Regions from separate parts of the Homo sapiens genome. Here all the other regions are linked to region 1. A link is a contact called in ENCODE Hi-C or POLR2A ChIA-PET data. All regions are on one chromosome and are shown on one strand. The core of a region is the stretch at or near the end of the contact, and the rest is flanking DNA. Distances in the headings are between cores, read along the strand shown.

Region 1 (2,700 bases), core at 192-2,691:
TACAAAGTTAAAGTGTTTTGTAAAATAGGGGAAAGTGATAAGATTCATTAGTAGGGCTAATTCCTCTGTCAATATCCCAGTCAAAGACCTTAAACCTACAAATCTCCTTATATTCTCTGAGGGTGGGTGCCTAGATTCTACAGACACCAAACCAGATTGTGAAAACACCCCATTCTCTAGACCAGTGCTTCTCAAAATGTAGCCCTTGCACCAGCAAAGGTGGAAATGAAAATTCACAGGCCCTACGCCAGCAAGCCAATAGAATCAGAAACGCAGGAGTTGGAGCCCAGCATCCTGAATGTTCACAAGCCCTCTGATGCTGGATGCTCAAGTTCAAGAATCGCTGTTCCCAGGCCGGATGCGGTGACTCATGCCTGTTATCCCAGCACTTTGGGAGGCTGAGGTGGGTTCAAGACTAGCCTGAACAACATGGCGAAACCCCGTCTCTATTAAAAATACAAAAATTAGCCAGGTGTGATGGCTCGCACCTGTAATCCTAGCCGCTCTGGAGGCTGAGGCAAGAGAATCGCTTGAACCCAGGTGGCAGAGGTTGCAGTGAGCCGAGATTTCTCCACTGTATTCCAGCCTGGGTGAAAGAGTGAGACTACGTTTCAAAAAAAAAAAAAAAAAAAAAGAACCACTGTTCCAGGTTACTCTTTTTCTTTTCTTTTCTTTTTTTTTTTTTGAGACGCAGTCTTGCTCTGTTGCCCAGGCTGGAGTGCAGTGGTGCGATCTCAGCTCACTGCAACCTCTGTCTCCCGGATTCAAGTGATTCTTCTGCCTCAGCCTCCCGAGTAGCTGAGATTACAGACAGGCGCCACCACGCCCAGCTAATTTTTGTATTTTTAGTAAAGATGGGGTTTCACCATGTTGGTCAGGCTGGTCTCAAACTCTTGAGCTCGTGATCCACCCGCCTCGGCCTCCCAAAGTGCTGGGATTACAGACATGCGCCACAGAGCCCGGCCCCAGGTTAGTCGTATCTCTTATGGCCCTCTGCAAGGAAAAGTAGAGTGGAGATGGGGACTACAGAACCTATTCCCATCTCTTTGGGGATCTATATTGTCTATTGGTTTGTTTTGCCATTACCCTAATACGGATGGAACGTAAGGCTCATTAGACAAAACATGAACCAGACCTGTTCCATGGAACTGTGAAGTCAGTTTTCCTTGGCTTTGCTTTTGGTCATTTAAAAAAAAAAAAATTATTGCTTCATGAGACACACTGGTCTCTGAACTTTTCCCTTTTCTAGTAAAAGTACGAATTCCAGCTGGAGCTCTTGACCAACAACATCTTTCTACAGAAGTTGCTGTCTTCGATGCTTTGCTGAGTTCCAGAGATAAGATAAATAATTTACCAAATGTAGGTTTCTGATTACTCACTCTATTAGCATTTAGAGCAGAGAGCTCTGGCCCCTGGGGAGTTTGATTCGTTCAGATGCAGCCCATCTGCTTTTGTTTTTTTGTGGGGAGTTTTTTGGGGGTGGGGTTGCCTGGAAAAGCCAGGGAGCTCCCAGCATCCCACACATACTTCAGGGATGAACTGCCTAAATCTTATGGGTTTTACTGGAAATTCTGGGGAATGCTATTTTCTTATTGTTTAAAAAATACACAGCTGCTAAGGCTCATTTTCCTTTCCTCTCCTCTCTCTCTTTTTTTTTTTTGAGACGGAGTCATGCTCTGTAGCCCAGGCTGGAGTGCAGTGGCACCATCTTGGCTCACTGCAACCTCTGCCTCCCAGGTTCAAGCGATTCTCCTGCCTCAGCCTCCTGAGTAGCTGGGACTACAGGCGCCCGCCACCACGCCCAGCTAATTTTTTGTATTTTTAGTAAAGACAGAGTTTCGCCTTGTTAGCCAGGATGGTCTCAAACTCTTGACCTCATGATCTGCCCCCCTTGGCCTCCCAAAGTGCTGGGATTACAGGCGCGAGCCACCGCACTCGGCCCTCTATCTTTTTTCTTTTTAAAAGATGAGTAAAAACAAAACCCCACAATTTATTTCCAGAGTGTACAAAATATCTGAAAGGGTATTTTCAATCTTGTGCAATTTATTTATCCTAAATTCATGCTGCAGGTTACAAGAGTAATTTCAGGGAATTTTATAAAAGAGATTAACTAGAGTTTCTCCTAAATCAAGTGGCACTGTTTTGGGGGGAAACAGTCTATTATATGAATGCATCACTCTTCACTCATACAATTTCTGAAGTATAGTTTCAATATCGGTAGTGACAGGTGTTACAAAAGGTTTGTATCTGTAGTTATTGTACAAGCTCTTTATGGCAAATATACGTCATTATTATTTTACACCAGTCTTAAAAGTAAACTGGGGTAACAGAAGAAATCACAGCAAAAGACAGCAGATTCTGTGGATGGTCCATTCATTGCAAATGCAGAGAGGAAAAAGTTGTGATAAACCCAAGAAGCCACGTGTTGTACATATATTAAATGCTCTTCTAATTCCTTCAAGATAATCTGATCAACAACTTACTTTATTCCTTTTTAAAATAAAATTAAACTATGTGCCTGGATGATAGAACATAGTGATGAGTGGGTCTTATTTTGGCGATCCTTAAGGAATAGAAATTCCATGTAGTCTCCCATGTAGGATTTTTGTATTTTCTTTTCTTTCCTTTTTTCTTTTTTTTTCCTTTTTTTTTTTTTTTGGTGAGACGGAGATTTACTCTTGTTGCCCAGGCTGGAGTGCA
Region 2 (2,700 bases), core at 147-2,646, 390 kb after region 1:
GGCTCCCAAACTACCAGAGAGGAGTTCGTTCTCTTACACAGGTGAAAGGTCCTCTGCCCTAATCTTGTCTCATATAATTGGCCTAGGATGCCAGGCTTTCATTTGTCTCCTTGATTCTAAATTGTTATGATAATGAGCTGCCAGGTAGCTGCCTGTCTTGGCAAAGCCAAAGCTAACTTTGCCAGGGCATAGGTTAAAAGGCCTCTGCTTGGGGGAGGGGGCCTGGGGTAGTCAGTTACCTCTGGGGAAAAGGATGGGCTACTTATGAGGCAGGATCTTGGGTCTGAGAGGGATGAGATGGGACCAGTAAGATTTAAGATAAGCACAGTCCAAAGAGGCACATTTCAGGACTAATAGCTCTAGGCACATGGAAGCCTGAAGCTGGTCGGCATTGGCAGGTTGTTAGGCCTGTGCCAGGAGGGCCCCCTTGTCCTCCACACCCCACCCTAGGTCCCTGGGGCTGAAGAGCCAGTGCCCACTTAGAGGAAACTAACACCCTTGGCTTGGACCCCGGTTCCACTGACACAGATGGGACCCTTCCGTCAAGGTCAAGAGTGCAGGCTCTGAAGTCAGACACACCCTGGTTTCAGATCCCTTCTCTGCCCTGGCAGTGTCCTTGGGCACATTGCACCACCTCTTTGGGTTTCAGTTTCCTTGGCTATAAAGTGGGGATAATAATAGTACTTCATGGGGTGGTGTGGGCAGTGCATGCAGTCATGCATGCAAAACTGGCACATGCCGAGTGTTCTGTCAATGTCAGCTCTCGAATCATAACCCATCTCCCCTGACCCCAGGCTCCCCACTGACCAAGCTCCCTTTTGTTTTGAAGGTCACCCTGCTTTCCTTTGCTGTGGAGTCAGAGTGCACCTTCCTTGACTACATCAAAGGAGGGTGAGAAGAGATACAGCCAATTTCATGGGCCTTGGGGAGAGGGAAAGGGCCCCACACACCGACAGGACCGGCTCTGGCCCCACCCTGGCCTCTTCAAAGCCCTGGTTGAAGGCTGTGGTGCTGGGCTCTGAGCAAACCCTGGTGTTTGGGCTGAGACAACTCATCCAGAGCCCTGCACATCCCCAGATCCCAAGCAGCTTGGAGGGAACTCCTGAGCCAAGGAGGCTGGCCTGGGTCATGTCAGGTCTCCATGCAGAGACAGGACCTGGAGCTGGTAGGGACTCCGTGACAGAAAGCCAAGGGCTTGGGGATGTAGAAAGAACCCTGCAATAGGAGTCAGGAGGCCCAGGCTCTAGGCCTCTCTTTGCCATTAATTTGCTGGGTTCCTTTGGGTGAGTCATTTTTCCTCTCAGGGTATCAGTTTCCTCCTCTGTACACAAAGAGAACGGAATAGGTAAGTGTTAAGGTTCCTTACAGCTCTGAGCTTCTGACACCTCTGATCTGTCTGGTTGGGGGAGGGGGACAGTGATTAACCTGCTCACTGTTATTAGGGCCCTGTAAGGGCAGCGGGATTGGGGATAAGCCAGGGATTGGTCCTGGGGCCAGCAGGTGGTCAAACATGAGTTTAAGGAGCAGAAAGAACCACCAGGCACAGTGTCTAGGCCCAGACAGATGGGGGAGCCAGGAGGCCCCAGCCAGCAGCTCACGGAAAGAGCCTGGCTCTAAGGGTAGAGCCTGCCCAGCATGCTGCCTGCCAGGACAGGTGCCAGGTCAGGGCGTGGGCAGCCAAGAGCCCGCAGGTGAGTGACTGCACCTGTCTGGAAAGGAGACAGGCAGGAGCAACTGCCAAAGGCTCATCCCAGCCAAGTGGACCCTTGGCTGCCTGGTTCTCCAGGGCAGAGGGAGAAGTCAGGTCCTGGGAAGCCACACTCACTTTCCCATGACAACACTCCCTGCTGCCTTGAGCTTGCAGTCTCAAGGCTGCAAGCTCTCCTCCTACCCACTGAGCACACACCCTGCCTCCAGTCACTCAGGAGCTCCTCTGCTCTTACCTGCCCCTCCTCTGGGCTGACTCCAGACCCCGCCTTTGCACTCTTCCCCCATCAAAATTGCTTCCCTCTCAATCCCATTAATCAGCCACCCCTTACAGTCCATAGCACCTGGTAACTCTCAAACACCCCTCATCCTGTTTATTTTTATTTATGTTTATTTTATTTTATTTTATTTTATTTATTTTTTGAGACAGAGTCTCGCTCTGTCACTCAGGCTGGAGTGCAGTGGCACAATCTCGGCTTACTGCAACCTCCGCCTCCTGGGTTCAAGCAATTCTCCTGCCTCAGCCTATCAAGTAGAGTAGCTGGGGCTACAGGCATGCGCCACCACCCCCAGCTAATTTTTGTATTTTTAGTAGAGACGGGCTTTCACCATTTTGGCCAGGCTGGTCTCGAACTCCTGACCTCAGGTGATTCGCCTGCCTCGGCCTCCCAAAGTGCTGGGATTACAGGCATGAGCCACCACACCCAGTCCATCCTATTTATTTTTTTCATTTGCATAGTACCCCCAACTTACAGAACACAGTGGGCAGGATCAGAACAGTTATCCCCATTTTACAGAGCTTGCCTGAAGCCACACGCCTAGATGGTGGCAGGGTTCCTTCTCCCATAACATGCTGCCTTTCATTCTATAGTAATGAATCAGTCTAGCCTGCCTGACTTGCAGTTAGCGGGTGGGGTGGGATGAAGATGGAGACTGATGAGTTAAAGGGCTGGATGCTGTGAGGTTTCATCGAAAAGGAGCCCTCAGAGGCTG
Region 3 (2,700 bases), core at 6-2,505, 490 kb after region 1:
CTGAGGTATGAGAATTGCCTGAACGCGGGAAACAGAGATTGCAATGAGCCGAGATGACGCTGCTGCACTCCAGCCTGGGCGAGACAGTGATACTCTGTGAAAAAAAAAAAAAAATCTGCAGAACAAAGAGAATTAGACTATAAAGAGTTTACAGAGTCATAACCAAGAAATGTGCACATTAGAAATCAAGGAGTAGAGTTTATGGTGCAATGACATTGAAGCAATGCCCTGGATGGGCCCCACTCGTTTTAAGAACTCAGTGAAATTGTGAAACCTGTGGGGCAGACCTCAGTCCCCTGAAGACCTCCACATTCCTCAGGGAGTTCAGCAGCTCAGAACAGTGGCAATTCCTGAATATCCAGGATGGCACGTCAAATGCCAGAATGGAGGCACCAAGGCTGAAGGGAGGAGCACTAGATCAGGAGTCCAGCCCTGGGTTCCATTTCCAGCCTTGCTGCTGACTAGCTGTGTGTCCCTGGGCAAGTCATTTTCCTACTGGGTACAAGCCTGTATCTCCACAGCAATAAAATATGAAAGCTGGTCCAGATTATTTCCAAGAGGCCTCAAACTAAAGTAGGTAAGGGGATCTTAGTGATTCTAAGATCCTGCGAACTCCAGACCTCAAGTGATCTGCCCGCCTTGGCCTCCCAAAGTGCTAGGGTTACAGGCATGAGCTACTGTGCCCAGCCCTTGCAGATTTTTAGGAATTGAAAATTAAAGGCTAAGGCCGGGCATGGTCTCACACCTGTAATCCCAGTACTTTGGGAGGCTAAGTCGGAAGGATCAAGTAGGATCAAGTAGGTAAGGAGATCTTAGGGAACTTTTAGAGTTACACAGACTCAGCTTAAATCCTGGCTTTTCCTGGAAGGACAGTGATCCCAGGCAAGTTGTTTAACCTCTATATGCTTCACACTTTCCTTATCTGTAAACTGGGGGTAATAGCAGTATAAGGTTGTGAGGATTAAAGGAGAGAATCCATGAGTGCATGTAACACAATACTTTGCACATAGTAAGTTCTCAATGAATGTTAGATATTATTGTTAGTGAAGGGATATTTTAAAATACATTTGTGAAAGCATAACTCCTTTAATCACCTTGGCCCCCGGGGCTCCCCAGCCCAGAATCAACAGGTTCCCTGTATTAAAAGAGGAACAGATACCAGTTTGAAAGACAAAGTCATTGCTTTCCCTCAACTAACAAGTTTCCTTTATCTGGCAGCTGGGTGGGGTGGGAGCTCCTTGTAAACAATAACCTTCAAAGCCAGGCTTTGAGGCAAAGGGAATTGTCCTACAGTGTTTGAAGTTTCTGTTCCCTTAACAAGTCGGCCTGAAGGACTTGGCCACTGAGGTTACTGTAAGCCTTGCTGGAGAGAACTCAGTATCTGGCATAGAGCAGTGTGTCTCTAACTTTCTGGGAGAGAACTAAAATACATGGATTCCTGGGTCTCTCCTCAAATCTACTTAATCAGACTCTCCAGGGTAGGCACAGGGAATGAATATTTTATTTTATGGTTTTTTGTTTTGTTTTGTTTTTTTCTGAGACGGAGTCTCGCTCTGTCTCTCAGCTCACTGCAACCTCCACCTCCCGGGTTCAAGTGATTGTCCTGCCTCAGCCTCCTGAATAGCTTGCTGGGGCTACAGGCGCGTGCCACCATGCCCTGCTAATTTTTTTGTATTTTTAGTAGAGACGGGGTTTCACCATGTTGGTCAGGCTGATCTCGAACTCCTGACCTCAAATGATCAGCCCGCCTTGGCCTCCCAAAGTGCTGGGATTACAGGCATGAGCCACCGCGCCCAGCAGGGAATGAATATTTTAAACCAGTGCCCCAGTTGCTGCTTCTGGTCAGAGAAGCCTAGGAAGAGACAAAGTGTCTTAGGCAGAGACAAAGGGTCGGCTCCTCAGGTCCCAGTGTGTTGTAGGGGAAGAAGGGAAAGGGGCAGGGAAGCGGTAGGTTCCATGTGTGACCCCTCTCCAAGGTGGCATGGAGACAAGCGGGTAGGGAAGGGAGAAATGTCCCTATTCATGTGGTGACTGAGTGTTTACCCGTTAGATACACTTCAAATGGGAGTAGACCAAGGCACCTACTTGGCAAATTGTCCCCTTCCCTTCCCAGCTCCAACACCCCGAAGTGGGACTCGTGGGAGAGATTGAATCAGTAACAGGAAGAAAGAGAGAATATCTTCTTTGTGCATCTGAGCGTCCTGTGGGTAAATTGCTCTTGTTATGTCACTTCATCAACATAAAAATGTTGCATCATCATTGTCACCAAAAAGTCTTCATCCAAGAGTGCCTCCAGCTCTGGGGTCACTCAGGAGCTAAGCCAGGTGTGTGCCCCTTTTGGTTCAGGAAGCTGCCCCTTTGCCCTCAGGCAGGAACCAGGAAGCACGGTCTTCCAATCTGGCTGGGAAACAGTGTGGGCGCAGGAAGCTGGGGATTAAATCTCCCCCAAGGGATCACACAGCCACCAAATTAAAGGGTGAGCCCACGCAGATGGAATTTGAAATTCCCAGGTCAGTGTGCTTCCCTGGCCTCGCCACTCTGGGTTTCCCCTCTGACCACACTTCTCCTGGGCTAAGCCTGAACAGTGCGTGTCTCTGGAGCTCTGCACACTTTCAGGGTGGGATTGCCTTTTGTTTTGTTTTTCTAGTCACTTCTTTCTCTGCCCTAAAATGGAGGAAGAACTCTGAAATTCTGGACACT
Region 4 (2,700 bases), core at 176-2,675, 420 kb before region 1:
ATTGAGACCAGGTGGCACTGGATCTAAAACATCTTGTTCCTTTCTCTCAGCTCTGCTTCTTTCGGCCTGGCCACTCATCCCTCCATGGCAAGGACAGCTGCACATCTCACCCCTTCCTGTGTCTATCACCCCAAAGGGAAGGTGCGCTCCACTTCCCTGCTTGCTCCAGCAGCAAAATCCTGGGGAAGGTGTCTGAGTGGTCTGGCCCTGGCCACACACCTAACCCAGAACCAGTCACTCTGCCTGGGGCTAGGAGAGAGGGAAATTGTGCCAGGCAGCCAAAAGCAGTAGCCACCCCAGGAACACTCAGGGAAGAGGGTAGCAGCTGCCAGGAAGAAGAGAAGACGTGGAGATTAAAGCTGGGCGGGTGGTTAGGAGGCAAGCGGGACCCAAGATCTGGCCCTTTGTGTGTCTACCTCAAACAGGAGGTAAGACAGCAGCAGAGGGAAACTTTCCTTCTTCACCATTTGCTGGGTGTGGACCAAAAATACCAAGACTTGTATTCACACACACAACCTCTAAACACACGTGCTTCTATATGTATTAAATAAATATTGGCACATACACATGCTTAAACACACATCCCTGGACACTTTACACTCCATACAGACACCTACACAATCACAGGCATGTATACTGCATCAGTCAGGATAGGCAAGGCTATGCTTCATTAACAAATAACTCCAAAACCTCTACTGCTTAAAACCAAAGGGCTTGCTTCTTGCTCACGCGACATGCCAGTCACAGCTTCTGCACATCATATCACCCCAAGGCCCAGACTGATGGAGAAGCCACTAGCTCAAAGCTTGCTGGTCATAGTGCCAGAGGGAAAGAAAGACCTCTGGAAGATGTTGCATTGGCAATTACATTCTTCTGCCGGGAAGTGACACTTTCTCTTCTGCCCATTGGCCAGAACTGGTCATATGGCCCCATCCAACCACAAGGGGGCCAGGGAGTGCAATTCGGAAGAGGAGACCCAGAAATATTTAGCAAATAGCACTAGCGACTAGTGAGTAGGGCGCGCGCGTGCGCACGCACACACACACACACACACACACACACACACACACACACTTACTGCTCTTCCCACGGTCTCCTTATTTTATCCTTTTGTGTCCTGGACTCCTAAACAATTCCCTGTCCCTAGTAATCAGGGTGGAAAGTCTCCTGCCAGGAGCCAGAGGTTGTGGAAACTTACATCCCCCTTCATTTCAGTCCTGTCGGCTGCCCTGAGTCTCCCCGTCTCACTCTGGGCCCCATCATCCATCTCCCTCCCTGCCCATTCGTCTGAGCCTCCCCTGCCCCAGCTTCTGCCTCCTGCCAAGAAGAGATAAAAGAGACAGCTGCGTATTTATTCAGTGCTACTTCTACTTCTCACTGCTGCCCCACCACTTGCTTCAAGCTCCCCGCTAGCATCCTCCTCCCTTTCTTCTTTCTACGATTGCCTGAAGAGCTAAGCGTGAGCTAGTGGCACCCAGAGAGGTGGCTGCTACGGGGGAAGGGAGGAATGAGGGGAGGGGGGACCTCAGGGCCCTTGGGGGTGACAGGAGAAGGCAGACATGAACAAAAACTCAGAGAGGGCATGAGATGTAGAATAACACTCACAAGCGGACAGAGACAGAAAAGAAACACAAAATGTGGCAGAGAGAAGCAGAGACGCAGCGAGGGACAGAGGCAGATGGAAAGAGACACAGATTGACAGAGACAGAAATAAGTGGAACAGAGACACAGAGACTGGGCCAGAGGAATGAATGCAGAAAGAGAAAAGATGGAAGGTAGAAGTGGGGATGTGTTTAGGGTGTGTGTGTATGTTGCTGTACAGCTCTGGTTTTTAAGCCCCGCTTTCACTGAAATGGATTCATGAAGGCAGGTGCTGTGCTATCTTTAAAGATAGGGAGAGGATGTGGCACTTTTGAAGCCAGTGGTGCAGGTTTAAGGCCAGGCCATAAGCTCAGGGCGCTGGCAGGGTTTCCCTGGAGATCTCTGGTGCCAAGTGGTCAGCTCCACAGCATTAGCTCTGTGGTCGGAGGAGGCTGCAGGTCTGAGCTGTGAATGCTTCCTCAGTGGCCTCAGCCACACTTCTGCTCCAGCTCCAGCTCTGCCTGCAGCAAAGGGACCCTAGGAGAAAGGGGAGAGGGGCGGAAGCAGTCCCTGCCCTGTGCAGGGGATGAAGGGGGCCCAGGCTGAAAACGGAGGTAGATTCCTATCTTTAAGGAGCCCTGAGTCTGAGCAGAGGTTTGAGCCTCATTCATTCCTTCAACACATGGTCCTGGTACCCTACCCTGTGCCAGGCCCCAAGACACAGTGGAAGACAAAAGCCATGTGCCCTGTAGGTTTTAGCCTAATGGAGGAGACAGACCACAAACAAACCACAATTATATAACAACAAACCAGGTTCGGTGCTACAAAGTAAAAGGGCGTCATCGTGGGAGAATCTTGGCGGTGGGGGCTTCTTTACACTCAGGAAAGTCTCTCCAAGTAGGTGATACTGTGGCCAAGACCTTCCAGATGAGAAAGAGCCAGGTAAGAGGAAAAGTGGGGGTGGCATGGGGTGGGGAGTGGGGACACCAGCCCAGGTGGCAAAAACAGCCCAATTCATAAAGCGACACCCAGCTTGGGCACTACTCCAAGGTGAGCCCGCGGCGTCGGAGTGGGTCAGCCGGCTGTTCAGGAGCTGGCAGGGCAAGCCTCCATGGACTG

Evidence for each region. Hi-C counts contacts between places; a loop is a spot of excess contacts on that map. ChIA-PET counts read pairs that join two places held with the same protein, here RNA polymerase II (POLR2A). Pooled maps may share reads with other maps.
Region 2: a loop to region 1 is called in a pooled map, with 2.5 times the contacts of the local background. The contact joins two enhancer-like sites. A Hi-C loop is called at or near these places in 4 of 37 single-sample maps with no recorded cell type and 3 of 50 pooled maps. POLR2A ChIA-PET finds 5 or more read pairs at or near these places in 1 of 52 experiments (WTC11).
Region 3: a loop to region 1 is called in a pooled map, with 3 times the contacts of the local background. The contact joins two enhancer-like sites. A Hi-C loop is called at or near these places in 1 of 37 single-sample maps with no recorded cell type and 2 of 50 pooled maps. POLR2A ChIA-PET finds 5 or more read pairs at or near these places in 1 of 52 experiments (IMR-90).
Region 4: a map with no recorded cell type shows a loop between it and region 1 (4-fold over the local background). The contact joins two enhancer-like sites. A Hi-C loop is called at or near these places in 1 of 168 maps with a recorded cell type or tissue (GM12878), 11 of 37 single-sample maps with no recorded cell type and 3 of 50 pooled maps.

What each region holds. Positions count from the first base shown.
Region 1 is chr6:37,143,297-37,145,996 of GRCh38, reverse strand. No RefSeq gene overlaps it. Among named protein-coding and RNA genes, the nearest start is that of PIM1, 26 kb to the left of the region's middle. Within about 2 kb of position 1,441, at least 13 of the 41 ENCODE cell types and tissues checked have a DNase peak (open chromatin) inside an H3K27ac peak, as active enhancers do.
Region 2 is chr6:36,751,225-36,753,924 of GRCh38, reverse strand. CPNE5 (copine 5) reads left to right here. Exons shown (of 21, transcript NM_020939.2): 14 at 830-891. Among named protein-coding and RNA genes, the nearest start is that of RAB44, 55 kb to the right of the region's middle. Within about 2 kb of position 1,396, at least 14 of the 41 ENCODE cell types and tissues checked have a DNase peak (open chromatin) inside an H3K27ac peak, as active enhancers do.
Region 3 is chr6:36,649,571-36,652,270 of GRCh38, reverse strand. No RefSeq gene overlaps it. Among named protein-coding and RNA genes, the nearest start is that of PANDAR, 24 kb to the left of the region's middle. Within about 2 kb of position 1,255, at least 4 of the 41 ENCODE cell types and tissues checked have a DNase peak (open chromatin) inside an H3K27ac peak, as active enhancers do.
Region 4 is chr6:37,558,861-37,561,560 of GRCh38, reverse strand. No RefSeq gene overlaps it. Among named protein-coding and RNA genes, the nearest start is that of MIR4462, 4.8 kb to the right of the region's middle. Within about 2 kb of position 1,425, at least 2 of the 41 ENCODE cell types and tissues checked have a DNase peak (open chromatin) inside an H3K27ac peak, as active enhancers do.